Regions from separate parts of the Homo sapiens genome. Here region 2 is linked to region 1. Evidence: read pairs that join two places in POLR2A ChIA-PET (ENCODE). Cell type or tissue: Caco-2. All regions are shown on one strand.

Region 1 (2,500 bases):
AAAAAAAAAGAGAGAGAGAGAGAGAGAGAGAAAGAGGCTGGGTGTGGCTCACGCATCTAATCCCAGCACTTTGGGAGGCCGAGGCAGAAGGATCACTTGAGGCCAGGATTCCAGACCAGCCTGGAAAACCTGTCTCTACTAAAAATACAAAAATTGAAAGAAAACCTCAGCCCATGTTAAAGGGGACTGGGGCTATCCTTACTACCACAAAATCCTGCAGACCAAAGCCTGAACCCGCTGGTAAACCTTTCAACCCACTCACCACCCAGCATGACCAATCCCTAAACAAGTTCTGTTGGGCCACCCACTTCTTGTCCCCATTGCCACCACTCTCATCCGGGACTCTACTTCTCTCCTCACTGCAAAACAGGCTGCCCCTCACTGCCCTACTTCCACTCCCACCTTCAATCTATGCTCCACGCCGTAGCCAGAGGGCATGGGAGGACACTCTGAATCAAACCCACACCCTCACCAGGCTCCCCCGCCACCCCCGTCTCCTGCCCTCCCCCTCCTTCCCACCCCCACCCCACACTCCTTCACACGTCAAACTCATTCCAGCCTCAGCGCCTTTGCACCTGCTGTTCCCTCTGCTGGGAAAGCTCTTCCCTGATCTTTCACAAGGCTGGCACCTTTGCATACCACTCCACTCTCAGCTGGCATGTCACCACCCCGAGGAGGCTCTCCCCCAACGACCCCAGTTTTCCAGCCTCCCACAATCCCTTCTACTTCCAGGCGTGTCTCTCTCGCCATTCTGCTTTCCTGACTCCACAGCATTATTCATCCCCATCTGGAATTATCTTATTAATCTGTTTACTTCTTCCTTGACTGTGTCCCCCAACCTAAACAATGAACTCCAGGAGGACAGACCTTATCGGGCTCCGTCCCCGGCACTGGAAGCATATGTGATGTTCAGTAAATATTTGCTGAATGAAGAAGTTAACAATGGAATGAATGAATGAGTTTGCACATCACTGCACAATAAATCTTCTGCCCCCAGGAGGAATGTGTTGTAATCTCTAGCAGCAAAGAGGCCCTTAGATATCGTGCAATATAATGAATAACTGATCCCAAAGCATCTAAATGATTTCAAGCGTGCTACTGCTCTCAAGAATTTATGACCCAGACAACAGTGGCTGGGGTCAGGGCTCGCCCCTGGCCAGGTTACCAGGGCTTGCCTCTGCAATGGAGTAGAGCCCTTTATTGTTCTTTTGTCTAGGAATGGAGTTTCAGATCAGAAGAAATCCAAATACTCAAAAACCTCTTGCCCCAAGCATAAAGGACTAATTCCTTGGCGTAGAGCAGGAACTCACCAAAGACTATAAGGTCTGACAATGCACGACAGGGGAAAGAGAGAGAAAGATGGGAATGTCCACAGTCTCATTACTTCGACAAACACCCGCAAGGCCCCACCCGGTCAAAGGTAAGGCCTGGAGCAGCCGTGCCCACACAATGAGATGACTGGACTGGTTCATCTGTTTATTGGCAAGCTCAGGACAGGGTATGAGCAGTGGTGGAGACCGGCAAATGTCAAATGAATGAACATAAAAACAAGGAAGATTTGAATCTCTGCAGGAAAAAAAAAAAAAAAAAACACACAACAGATTAGAAACCACCAGCCCAATTGTTCAATAGTCATTTCTAAGGCAAACAAAAGTTCAAAAGAGCCAGTACCCTCAGGATAACTGAATAATAGATGAGGGGCAGGTTCTCTCTAGAGGAATAGTCCCACTAATAAATGAAGAGGTGGACAGAATTACAACAGCACAATTTTTGTACACCCCAAATGAAATAATGGCTCTGAGCAATGGTCATCCACGGCCACTAACACCAATACAGAAAGGGGCCCCCAGCTTTACATCCCTAACGGATACACAGCAACACCTAGGAGGACGGCTAGCCCTGCCTGCCAAAAAAGAAACAGTGTGTGTGTGTGTGTGTGTGTGTGTGTGTGTGTGTATGTGTGTGTGTGTGTACATCTCAAACCTGAAATTCACCTACTCTGCAAATCCAATGATTCATTTATAGGAAACACAGAGATAGAAGAATAAGTTAAACACTGCAACAGGGATATGATCGGTCAGATCCAGGCCTGATCATATACAGGACAAATGACATGGCCTTTCTGAACATATAAACTGCAAGAGAAAAACAAAGAAAAATCAAGCCAGGTGTGGTGGCTCACTCCTGCAATCCCAGCACTTTAGGAAGCTGAAGTGGGAGGATCCTTTGAGGTCAGGGGTTTGAGACCAGCCTGGCCAACATGGTGAAACCCTGTCTCTACTAAAAATACAAAAAAATTAGCTGGGCGTGGTGGTACATGCCTATAATCCCAGCTACTAAGGAGGCTGAGGTGGAGAATCGCCTGAACTCGGGAGACGGAGGTTGCAGTGAGCTGGAGGGAGGGAGAAGCCATAGATTAAATGAGGCTTCACACGCAGATGAACCAACTCCAATGGTGAGCCCTGTTGGGTCCTGATTGGAACAAACCAATTCTAGAAAG
Region 2 (2,500 bases), 260 kb before region 1:
CAGAAGTATAGAAACAATAGATAAAAGTCTCCTCCTCATTTTTTTTTTTTTTTTTTTGAGACTGGGTTTTGCTCTTGTCGCCCAAGCTGGAGTGCAGAGGCATGATCTCGGCTCACTGCAATCTCCGCCTCCTGGGTTCAAGCAATTCTCCTCCCCAGCTTCCCAAGTAGCTGGGATTACAGGCGTGCACCACCACACCCGGCTAATTTTGTATTTTAGTAGAGACGGGGTTTCACCATATTGGCCAGGCTGGTCTTGAACTCCTGACCTCACCCACCTCGGCCTCCCAAAGTGCTGGGATTACAGGTGTGAGCCAACGTACCCAGCCAGTCTCCTCCTCATCCTTCCGCCCCATGGAGACAAGTCCAAAGAACAAATTGACTGTCACCTTCTAGATGGCCCTCTCAACCATGGTGGTTAAACAATAAATAAATAAGTATGGTGATATTCTAGACAACACTGCTGCAGCTCGCTTTGGTTTTTATGTAAGTTACTGGACTTCTTTTGCGTGTTAGTAAATATATAGATTTGTTATTACTTTAATTGGCTGCAAGCTGTTCCGCTGCATGGACACCCTATAATTTACACAGCCATTCTCATGTTGAGTGACAGCCACGCTGGCTCCAATTTTTTATTGCCAATAGTGTGGCAACGAACGTCCTTGTTCACAATCTCTTTGTACCCATGCTGTCACGGATAAATTCCCACAAGTGGAATTACTGGATCAACATTTTTTTTTCTTTTTTTTTGAGATGGAGTCTCGCTCTGTTGCCCAGGCTGGAGCCCAGTGGCATGATCTCGGCTCACTGCAACCTCCACCTTCCTGGGTTCAAGCGATTCTCTTGCCTCAGCATCCTGAGTACCTGGGATTACAGGCACCCGCCACCACACCCGACTAATTATTGTACTTTTTAATAGAGATGGGGTTTCACCATGTTGACCAGGCTGGTCTCGAACTCCTGACCTCAGGTGACCCACCACCTTGGCCTCCCAAAGTGCTGGGATTACAGGTATGAGCCACCGCGCCCAGCCACAGTTTTTTTGTGTTTTTTTGATAAATGTTATCCAATTGCCTTCCGAAAAGCCTGGGCTGATTATTCTCCCCCCAAGAATGGATGAGTTTCTCTGAGCGCTTGGTAGCCTGGGGTGTTATCACTGTTTACTCTTCACCCATGACTACACTCAAACACAGGAGGTGTGGGGGTGGGGTGGGTCCTGCATGGCGGGGGCAGGTGCCTGATCCCTGCTGACTGCCCTGCCCAGTGTCTGGGAAGTGGGATGGAGAGGGCGTGGCCCCCGGCCTTACCTTCTGCAGGTCAGTGTGCAGCTGTTTCAGCATCACCTCCAGCTGGTACACCTTGCCTGTCAGATCCAGGGGTGGCTCCTCGCTGGAAAAACCAGGGACAAGGTCAGCCTGAGGCCCTAAAGCCCCTGGGGAAGGCTTCTGGCCCACATCTGAGGAGCCTGGGGGTACAGGCCCCCTTATCCCTGACATTCTAGCAAAGCCTGAGGAGAAGCTCTGAGGGGAAGCAGGAAGCCAGCCCTCCACCCGGCACACTCCACCCACCAAGGGCACCTCTGTGGATGTGGACGGGGTGTTAGGAGCACCAGGCCAGGGGAAGGGTGGCTGCCCACCCTTAAGTGTGCGTTTTCCCTGAGGCTGGGCCGTGCATGTGACTTCAGGGAGGACCCCTTCTTCGTACCTCCAGGATACAAAGAGCCCACTCTACAGACACCTGCTGAGCACCTGGCGGGTCCAGGCACAGGAAGCACGAGAATGGACAGATGGTCAAAAGGACCTGCCCTTGTGGGCAGGACCAACAATGGTCCTGGCAGTGATGCTGACCACGTGGCCGTCACTGAGAGCCACCCCGCAACAAGCCCCAGACTGCCCGGCTCATCTCACAGAGCTCCTCTGCCCACTGTGGCCTTTGGAGGTGCTGCATGGCTACCACGTGCTGGTGCTAGGATTTGAATCAGGGGCCCATGGCCAGTAGCTGCCCCTCTGCAGATCCTCCCAGCCCTGGGCCTGCCTGGCCGCTGCAGAGAACGCGCAGCCCTTTCCTGCTTGGAGTTGGGGCTGAAGGAGGCTCCACTGGATGCCGTGCGTGCACAGGCACAGAGGCGGTGGCGGTCGGGGGCTGGCCCTCCTGCCTCGCCCACCCTTTCCTACAACCTTGCTGCTGAGTCTTGGGGATCTGCAGCTGCAGAGGGAGATGGGGGCAAATGGACTCCAGGAGCGCCGCCCAGGGGCCACAGGTCCCGCTGCTTCCCACAGCCCATGCTGCTCCTGCCCCTCAGCCCAGCAGCACCATCTGGAACTGCTGATTTCTTGTAATTACAGTGGGGCCTACGTTCGTGGTGGAGGTTGAGTTCTGAAGCCAGAGTGTGAAAAGCAAGAAGTCAAAATTACCCTCAAAAATTGCTCCCACTGCCCATGAAGTACAGTGCACGGATGGTTGTATATAGAACCCTGAACCGTGAGGTGTGCAGACGAGTG

What was found. ChIA-PET counts read pairs that join two places held together with the same protein. Peaks named below come from ENCODE experiments on the same cell type or tissue, not always from the same donor. Only the 100,000 strongest peaks of a DNase experiment are listed, where the experiment ranks them.
Region 2: POLR2A ChIA-PET joins it to region 1 with 7 read pairs; 2 of 35 experiments call an interaction of 5 or more read pairs at or near these places.

The regions. Positions count from the first base shown.
Region 1 is chr19:37,940,544-37,943,043 of GRCh38, reverse strand. All of the region lies in intron 1 of SIPA1L3 (signal induced proliferation associated 1 like 3), which reads right to left. Among named protein-coding and RNA genes, the nearest start is that of SIPA1L3, 35 kb to the right of the region's middle. In Caco-2, no CTCF peak of the experiment used is centred here; DNase peaks (open chromatin) are centred at 1,013, 1,113 and 1,413.
Region 2 is chr19:38,203,015-38,205,514 of GRCh38, reverse strand. It overlaps SIPA1L3 (signal induced proliferation associated 1 like 3), which reads right to left. Exons shown (of 22, transcript NM_015073.3): 21 at 1,307-1,388. Among named protein-coding and RNA genes, the nearest start is that of DPF1, 20 kb to the left of the region's middle. RefSeq lists an enhancer at 1,959-2,500. In Caco-2, no CTCF peak of the experiment used is centred here; a DNase peak (open chromatin) is centred at 1,253.